Regions from separate parts of the Mus musculus genome. Here region 2 is linked to region 1. The links are chromatin loops, found by intact Hi-C in ENCODE. Cell type or tissue: left cerebral cortex. All regions are shown on one strand.

Region 1 (5,000 bases):
ACCTTTTCATATACTGAAAGCCCGATGTTTCAGATCTCATTTATCCCAAGAAAGCTGTCAGGAATGGCCCCTGCAGAGAGAGCTGACCCAAATTGTGACTTCTTTCAGGCCAGGGAGGCCCCTCCAGGACAAACAGGAAGCCATCACTCAGCATAATGTATTCCCACTGGGAACAAGCAAACAGCCTTCTGTTCAAAGCAAGGCTCCCAAGCCCCGGAAGTTGGTTTTGGCTCAATGTGACCCTAAAATCAAGTCAGACGGAATGAGTTTATTAATTCAGAGCCTGAAGATTTGGCTGGGCTGAATATTCAGGCTGAAATGTTGAATTCCACCTCAGTTTAGTCATTCTTTTTGTTTGTTTGTTTGTTTGTTTGTTGTTGTTTTTTCGTTAGCCATTTTGAAGGACTACTAAGATTTGGAAAGAAAATACCAATGTTGGGTTCAGGTTCATCCCCAGATATAAAAGTAATTCCCCCAGCATATGGTTTCGAGTGAAAGATACGTTTTAAAGCATGTACACACAGCAGAATGAAATTTTTTCTTACTTTTATTGGGATCTAGAGAAATTCAGATTTTTTCTTTGTAATTTATTTGCCTCTCCTTTGTCGGTTAGCACCCCAAATGTGTCTAGCCTGATTACCTTTGGAGCCAATTAAACAGGGTTTGCTATTTAAATAAGAATCACCGACAGACAGACAGGGAACAGCTCCAGACTTTGAATTCATTAAGATGTTTCGATGCTTGTAGCTGTTACAAGAAGCCAGCAACGCAATGCGCATCTGCTTTCTAGTCAGCAGGGTCACCTCAGTCTGAGAGGTGACATGTGGTAGTTTTGCTATTTTTTTTTCCATTAGTGTTCACAGAATAAACATATTCTCAGAATCAAATAAGTGGCTCTGTCCTCCAACCCATCGTTCTTGGCAGGTCTGTAGACGGAACGGATAATACGATGCAGTTGCTTCTATAAGCAGTGGCAGCTCGAGAACAGTCAAATACCCTTCTTTATTGAAAAGACTTCAAGGGATTCAGAATACAAACAGGGTCATTTTCAAATATCAAGGGTCAGATTTCCTCAATTCTAGCTAACGGCTTTGCATTGATTGTATCAGGTGTCGGGTTGGTGTAGAAGAGGCTTAAACGGTGTTACGTGGGAGGGTGCCCGAGTGGATTCTGTTTACAAGTACTTCTAGAATCCAAAGCCATTGTCAGAGTTCTCTAGTCTTGAGGACAAGAGTCCGGGCTAGGCTAAGTGATGTGGACTGGGAACCCTAGGACCTACTCAGAAGGTAGGGCTGTGCACAACGTCTGGGCTGTGTATATAACCAATTCGGCAATCATGTGCCTTCTGATTGAGTGTAGGAATGCTGGGTAGCTAATAGAGAATAGAAGTAAAGAAAGAGACATAACCCGGGACTCTCACATGAATGTCCTTCCTACCCAGGTTACCAAAACAAGTATTAGCAAAGATTGTGGGAGTGGTGATTGTTATCTAAGCACTGGGGAGGCTGAAGCAGGAGGTTCACAGATTTGAATTCAGCCTAGGCTACATTGTGAGATTCTGTCTCCAAAACCAAACCAAACCAAGCCAGATCAAACCAGACCAGACCAGACCAGACCAGACCAGACCAGACCAAACCAAACCAAACCAAACCAAACCAAACCAAACCCAAAACCCAAACCAGAAAACCAACCCTAAAATAAATAACTGCTGTAGTGCTCACACATGCTGAGATGGAGGGTCTGCCTGCGAAGTCCAGACTGTTCTCAAACATACAACCCCTGTCTTTCTGCCTCTCTATCCTCTACCATCACATCTGGTTCCTGAGTTTACTTCTAAAGGTCTTGGAGCCACACATAACTCGTAAGGACACTGGCCAGAATCAATGCAGTCATGGTCAAAACCAAAACACTTTATTCCCCCAACCCTGCCTTAGAAATAATGTAGCCTTGGAAAATAAACCGTTTGGGAGTCGAAGCAAAAAACATAAACTTTCTAACTGAAGAAGGAAGGCAGGACGATGGCGCTGATGGTAGACTATTTGTGAACAGGCAGCTGAATTGCGTTCTAGGAAAGGAGGGAGTTTTAAACACGTGTTGCATGGGGGGGGGTGGTGGTGACAGCACATTGGAATTCAGTCACTTTAGTTTTGGTTTCACTGCTTTGCTAGCAGAGGAAGATGTACGTGAATAAGCAGGGGGCCTACTGGAATGGTTTTCTATAAATCTAAGCAATAGAGACAACAGTGTAGGTGCAGCACCAAGCAGGTACCGAGTCTTGGGCGCCCCCTTGTGGTTAATATGCTAAGACAGGGGGAGGATCTGCACTGAGCACTCTGAGATCTGAAGCCCATAGACTGAGTTTCTGCATCTAGTTATTAACTCATTCTTCAGCATTTCTTTGATCTCACTTCTACACAGAAGAATTCAATGCAGAAACGTCATCAAGAGATATACTTCTCTTGACTAAACTTGGATACCTTGGTCTTAGGGTTTGAACCTTGAGATCAAACAACAGCCTCTAGAAACGCATCTAACAAGAGCGGCATGTCTTTGTAATGAGAGGTCTCTAAAGCTTTTTGAATATACAACAAAATTATTCCATACAGACGTCACCAAAATTCACTTAGAACAGAAATCATGCTTTCCCGTGATTTTTTTCTTCCTCCATTATATCTCTGTTCTCTAGAAACTGAACTAGATAAATTCTTCTGCCTTCTTGTACAAATAGTGTACCAGATGAGTAATGCATGCTTATTCAGTTATGATGACTAATGCACTTCTTAGAAATCATTATTAAAATGTGAATCCCTGACCTGAAGAATAATAAACATCTCCTCCTTGGATATTCCCTCTGTCTCCCAACTTTTTATTTGAATAATTCAAATCTGCAAAATAACTGAACCAAAGCTCTCCACTTAACCGCTACGCCTTGTTGTATGGAATTACTGAGTCTTAGCTTTAGCTACCGTAGTACTTTGTTTGCATGTACCTTTTAGAAACATAGCCCTTTCGAGCTCAACCACATCATTAACCTCACATGAGGAGAAACGTGATATCGGTCCACAGTCGAGGTTTCCAAAAATGTCTAATCATTCTTGTTGTTTGATTCAGTACACAATCAAATATGGTAGGGCCCTTGGTTTGGAAGTGGCTCTGCCCATGTAGGTGAGCCCATTGTGCTTGCTGTTTCTGCCTCCCTTAACTTCCGTGTCTGGCCACTTCTCAGCTGTCCAGCCATCAGCTCCAATTCTTAAACTTTTCAGTCTAACTTGTTTCATTTTGGCAGATTTAGTTTTAACATGTTGTACCCCTTGAACCATCTTTCCCCCCACTTAAGGGTGTTTGCTCTTTTTTTTTTTTTCATCCCTTTGGGTTCCTTGTCCCTTACTGTGTGACATTTATGCAGTCAATCTTCTGTGGATGGGCACTGGACTTTCCCCACAATTTTACTATGAATAATGTTATAAAGGTTGTGTGTGTGTGTGTGTGTGTGTGTGTGTGTGTGTGTGTGTGTGTGTGTATGTGTGTCCTCTATTGCCCTGGGTGATGCTCTGAGACTTGCTATATAGAGCAGACTGGCTTGGTTTGTTTCCCCTATGGAGATAATATGATTTCTCTCCCTAGATAAATTACTATGGCAAGTTTACTAGTGATATGATGTTATTATAAGATCTTTGAAATATTAAAATATATTTTCCTCCATCATACATGTTACCTAAGGTCTACTCCATCTTGTGTGAGAGCAGGCTGCCCCTTCAATCCTGTGGCAACTTTGTAACATTGACATTCATTTCATACTTGTTTCAGGAGGATGCTTTGAGAGTTATTATTTTTTTATTTGTGTAAATATGAAATAATTTAAGTGTATGTGAGGTGATGAAGCCATGGGAGTCTGGATAGAATTTACTTTGTGCTTTGATAACTAAGTGTGCTTTATACAAATTGGTCTGCTGAAGTTTTCTATCTCTTAAGGCCAAGGAATTGCCTTTACTTAGGAAATTGCTTATTTCAGTTAGATTTTTTTTTCAATTGATTAGCACAGAGTAGGACAAAAGACCCAAAATAGTTTTTTAATTTCCTTTGTTTTATGAACTTTCCCTGCTGGCATTTTTTTTATTATTATTATTCTATGGATTCATAGCTTTCCTGTATATTCACACACGGTCTCCCCTTCAGTTACTGTTTGTAACACTTTTCCTATATGAGAAGGTTTATTTAAAGAACAAGCTCTCTCTCTCTCTCTCTCTCTCTCTCTCTCTCTCTCTCTCTCTCTCTCTTCTCTCCCTCCCTCCCTCCCTCCCTCCCTCCCTCCCTCCCTCCCTCCCTCCCTTTTCTTCCCCCCTCTGATTTTTAGTTCATGGATGCCTGCTTCTGTGGCTATTCCTTTCTGTCTTCTATCATTTGGCTTAGGTTCTTCCCATAGGGATTTCTTAGGTCCTGGATTCTACAGATTAATAACACTATGTGATTCCAACATCCTAAAACTTATGATTGAACAACAGAGGAGAGAGAAGCAAACCGAGGGTCGTTTGATAATAAACCGTTGGCCTCACAACTGCAGTCCTACCCCTGCCTTCAGAGTTCTGAGGGTTACAGACATATATTATCATGCCTGCTTTCATTTCTTCATTTTTAGCATCCAGAACACATTTTTACGTGTATTTCACACATGCAGCATTGATTTGGGTTTTGTATCATGAGCCTGATCTTAAAATTGTTCTTGTAAGTTAGGCTTAATCCGCTTATGTTTATTTACATGAATGAGATGTCTTGCCTCAATGCCATCCTATTATTTTATATATACTGCTGCATTTGTTATGGTTACTACATCTTCCACTTTCTCTTCATAACAAAAATCCTTTTGAAAATAATTAATGGTTTAAATTAAACCACTCTGGCCCCCTGAGTGCTTTTTGCTTAGCCTATTTTTATTAGGAGAGCTTGAGTTTGTCAACTGAAAACACAAATCTAGTATAAAGATGCCCTAAATAAATATTTCT
Region 2 (5,000 bases), 88 kb after region 1:
TTTCTGGGCTACTTTTCTCACTGCTGCAACAAAATGCCCATGGATGGAACTTCAAGTAAGGTTTATTTTGACCCACAATTTGACAGTACAGTCTATAGTGGGGAAGTCAGCAGGTCACATGGTACCCACATTCAGGAAGTGTAGATGAATATTGGTATTCTACATCCATACTCATTTCTATTCATCCAAGATCCTGGTCCATGTAATGGTTTTGCCTACATTTAGGATGGGTCTTCTCATCTCACTTAAACCATCCTAAAAGCATCCCTAACAGTTTCTAGATGTGTGTTTCCTAGGTGATTCGAGATCTGTCAAGCAGACAGGTAGGATTAACTATCACACTCTCTTTTTGAAATGTGAACCCCAAAACCTACCTCCAACAAAGTGTGTGTGTGTGTGTGTGTGTGTGGTTTTTTCCTACTAAGAACATTCAGACTCATTTGGTTTCTCTTTATAGGTAAGCCTACCCTACTCACTCAGGTGCAGACAACATTTTGTAACGTTTCTTGGTGTGAAATTCAGGCTCTCCTTAAGAGAAACAGCTAATAGCCTTTTTTTTTAAATTGTAGCATCCTTCAGAACAGCAAAAATACACAAATAACCTTCTCAAGTGACAGCTGCTATTCTCAAAACTTCCCAAGTCCTCTTGCACTTCTCCTGACCACATTGCCAAGTAATTAATGTTCTTACTATCCCTACATCATTTTAACCTCTCCCAGACTCACATTCCCCATCTGAAAACGGATACAGTAAAACTTTATTACTGGAGATTAAATAAGATGCCCATTATGAGTCTTGGTGTTTAGTCACTATAATTCAATAACTGCTTCCTTTCTTCTCCTTTCTTTGGCCAAACCCATAAAGTTTTCTAGCTGTTGCTACAAAATTAATATGTGAATGAAGATCACTAGATTAGCCATAAGTGAGCTACAAGTTGTAAGCACCAAGAGATGTGACTGCACAGGATAGATAGATAAATACACTCATATGATTATATAAGTACAGCAATCACATATAAGAGTGTAAAACAGTATTATTGTTGTGGAAGAATCCTTCAGTTGTTTTTACTCCTGTCAAACATTTATACCCTATAATCACAGTTACATCCCTAGAGATACCAAGACAAATGAGTGTGTATGTTCTCAGGTATGTCCACAGCAACTTCCATTATGGGACCTATAAAGAGAAATAACCCAAATGCCCATTTATAAAAATATCAGACCTCAGATATGGTATACTCACACCATTGAGAATGATAAAACAAAACAAAGTGACTAAATGTCAGAAATACATTGAGTGGAAGAAGCCAGATACAAAATACACTTGGTATGATTCAACTTTGTGGAGAGCCGTGCCACGAGCAATCGCGTGCGTGCTGTGAGCAATCGCCATTATAAGATGGCACTGGCTTCCACTGCACCTAACTAGTAAACAAGCCTTATGCGCAAGTGCAAGAGTGAACTCACGCCTAGTCACTGCCCATCTCGCGGCATAGAAATGGGGTGATGGGCGAGCAACGAATCAGGAGCTGTCACGACACATCAGGTGCTGAAACGTCACGCTGCGGGCTATATAAGCAGCGCCATTTTCCCAGTTTGGGGTCTTCCCTCCTGATAAGTAAGCAATAAAAGCTTTGCCGCAGAAGATTCCGGTTGTCCTGAGTGTGTTCTTGCTGGCGAGGACAAAAGCTCGGGATACAACTTAATACAAAACCAAAGTAAATCTGACATAGAAGTGCTGTGGGTAGCAGATCCTTGGGATACGAAGGCCTGGGACAGTCACAGAAGCGGCTCAGGAAAACAGTTCGCTAGACTGCAATTCTAGAGGAGGTGCCTGTGAGACACATGATCACTTGAAAACAAAAATCAATCAAAAACCTAGTGGTCGGGAGCAAAGGAGTAGGTTTAGGTCTGCTCTGTTCAGCGTCCTGGGGAAGTGAGGCAGAGCCTGCTAATCATTTGGGCTTTGCTCCTTGGTGTACTACTACTGGGCTCTGTGTTACAGGGGTGAGCCCTACTTGCCTGATCCCAGGCCCTGGTATGTAAAAGAGAGGAGTGATGCCTTCTGGTGACAAGGACAGGCAGATGTAAGGTATCTTTTGTATAGCAAAGGCTACTCATGGTCGAGCCACTGTTATTTAGAAGATTTAGCTGGCCCTGGGAGATGGAAGATTCTACAAGCCAGCAATAAAGGTTAGCTATCCTGAACCTTCAGCACTGATCATGAAGGCAATCTTAACTGGAGAGGACACCATTTGCAAATTAATGTGCTTTGGCAAGGATGGCCACACAGTGACTGTAACTATTATTGAGGTTATGGTAAAAATTCATTAATGATGCTCAACGTAAGTTATACAATTTGTCAGGAAAGTCTCCTTATGATGTTCTAGTATTACCTCAACTAGGTTATTTGTTGGATGCATTCATGGACTGTTGGAAGTTGCCCACCTCAGAGAATCAGTTCAGAACTCAAGAACCCCAAATTATGGAATAGGCCCACTTGTTGAGGAAAGACCCAAATTATGGAATAGGCCCACTTGTTGAGGAAAGACCCATATGTCAGCACCCTTCCCTTGCTAGTGTGACCAAGTAACTAAAACTAAGCATGCCCATTCTTCCCTTTGCTTTATATTTCAGAGATTTCCAGAGCAAAAGAAAAGTATTCTTGCCACAACATTTGTTTACTGTAATTCTCTGAAGGCCATTATCATCCTGGACAAAGCTCTTTAGAATGCATAAAATACAATGAGATGCTTCTCCATGAAGCAGTTTGGCAAAGTTGTTTGGATATGGAAAATGAGTTTGCCAGGGGCACAAAAATATAAATTATGGAGAAAAAAAAAAAAAGGAAAAGAGAAGAAAGAAAGAACAGCAAAGCATCCCTCCCACAGTGAAAACCCTCTCAAGAGCATCCTGCTGGTGCTGAACAGTTCCCACATTAAATGACTAATGAATTTGGGTTCGCCCCTGCATTGGCACAGCTGGGGGAAGTGGTGCTATCTACAAAGCTTTGAGGCAGAGGGTGAGGAGGTGGCAGTGTTGCACTTCAACTGAGCAGCCTAAACTCGGCAGTCTGCTGAGTGAGTACGAGCTGTACAGCCCAGCTAATGAACACCTCATACCCTCCTCAATAACAACCCCCAGCCTCCTGGGGCTCCCTCCCTGCTACACAGCCCTCACCCTTTCCAAATGTCTGCTCCCTTTTTGCAAGTCCCTGTCCTGCCCTGGCCAAGTCCCTGGATATTTCTTGTTTTTCTTTTATGGCACTCTATTGTCCAACAGTTTCCTTTTTACCCACTCTTCCAAACTCCTCCATTTTCCATCAGATGTTGTCTTTCTTTAAAAGAAAAAAAAAAAAAAAAAAGAAAGCCTGGCTACCTTTCTTCGCTGTGCTTTGTGTGTGCATCTTAACTCCCAATACAAAAATATCCCCAATGTCCTTCTCTGACCTCTACTGCCATCATTAGCCCTTTTTGATCAAAGGATTAGCAGTTTTCATCTTGCAACTTCTAATATAGCACAATTTGTGACATGACACAGGTGATTATTGTAGAATAAACATTGTGGAAAGAATACAAAAATGAATAGAGAAAAAACAAATAGGGAGTAAACCCAGTTTCATATATTTTCATGTTGATGTGTGACTTAGTACACAAAAACAAAACCAATATGCACATTGAATATTAAATGTGTATGAACTTTGGGCCTTCAGAATAATGCCAGTGAAAACAGGTCAATGCTGACTAAAATATTAACAATCTATTGTATGCAGAACAACTTCTTGCATGGTAATTCTGTATTAATTAAAATGTCACAAAATCTCATTTGCATTCAGTTATTATCACATGATTTATAAAGAATGTGCTGCTGTGCATTTTGTTTTTTCAAAAATACAAATTCAGAATGGTAAACTTCAAGTCAGCTGGAAATATTGATCACAGTGAGATTAGTCCACAGGCGTCACAGAGAAGCTCGATGTAGGGAATGAAAATTCAAGATCACTTAGAAAGTGGTGCCCTGGCAAATGTTAGGGGAGAGTAGGGGAAGAGAAAAAGTTAGGCTCCAAAGAAAAGTATAGAGATAAGTACAGAAATGGAAGCCTGTGGAGCCCCAGAACAAAGAAGGCTACAACTTCTGTGGGTAGGATGCACTTTCATTCTACTACTGGATATGCTAAAGGTTGAGTTTAGAAGAAAATTGTCATTTGCATCTAGCATGAGTAATTAACAAAGACCTATATGATGACTGATATATGCCAGGCTGTCTGGGCCATGGCACCCAGGTATTTGGATTTGGTCAAACATTCCAGATATTTCTATGAGAGTGCTTTTAGATGTGGCTTACATTAAAACCATAAGACTTTGGTTAGGACATATTATGCTCCATAATGTCAAGGCAGGGACCAGATGTTAAAAGGGGCCAACCTCCTCTAAGCAAGGAAGACTCTCTCTGCAGACTTCTGCAGCATCAGCTCTTCTTGGCTCCACAGCAAATCTAGCTTGACCTCCCCTGAATCTCTAGCTGGCTGGCTTCCTGAGACTTGAAATCCTGCAGGTTTCAGACTTGCCAAGCCTCTGAGAGCAAAGGAGGCAATATTTCACAATGAGACATTCTCCTTGTTTTTGCATATGTGCTCTTATAGAACACATACATATACCTGTAGACATGCATCTACATATATGTGTTTATCATATGGATATGTTTCTCTGGGAACACTAACAAAATACACAGAGACTAAAAGTGAAAAACAGCTCTGCACATGGATTCCACAACTGCAAATTACTCAAAAGACATCATTGATTTTGTTCGTTTGTGCATTGTACCATTTCTATTTTATTAGATTCAAAGGGAAATAATTTATATTTACTGAATACTAATTATAGTCTATACTAATACTAGAGGTATTAATTTAATAATAATTCAATTCACCAATTTAATTTATAACAAAGGAAGATCCAGAATTTTGTGTCTTGCCCATGATACTTTTGAGAACATGCTTTT

The links. Hi-C counts contacts between places; a loop is a spot of excess contacts. Peaks named below come from ENCODE experiments on the same cell type or tissue, not always from the same donor. Only the 100,000 strongest peaks of a DNase experiment are listed, where the experiment ranks them.
Region 2: a loop joins it to region 1, with 2.4 times the contacts of the local background. A loop is called at or near these places in 2 of 42 quality-filtered maps.

What each region holds. Positions count from the first base shown.
Region 1 is chr19:22,549,659-22,554,658 of GRCm38, reverse strand. The region is part of intron 1 of Trpm3 (transient receptor potential cation channel, subfamily M, member 3); the gene reads right to left. Among named protein-coding and RNA genes, the nearest start is that of Gm33649, 77 kb to the right of the region's middle. In left cerebral cortex, a CTCF peak has its summit at 2,286 (motif pointing left); DNase peaks (open chromatin) are centred at 821 and 2,283; H3K4me3 peaks cover 39 bases; H3K27ac peaks cover 365 bases.
Region 2 is chr19:22,461,729-22,466,728 of GRCm38, reverse strand. The region is part of intron 1 of Trpm3 (transient receptor potential cation channel, subfamily M, member 3); the gene reads right to left. Among named protein-coding and RNA genes, the nearest start is that of Gm33649, 11 kb to the left of the region's middle. In left cerebral cortex, no CTCF peak of the experiment used is centred here; a DNase peak (open chromatin) is centred at 2,988.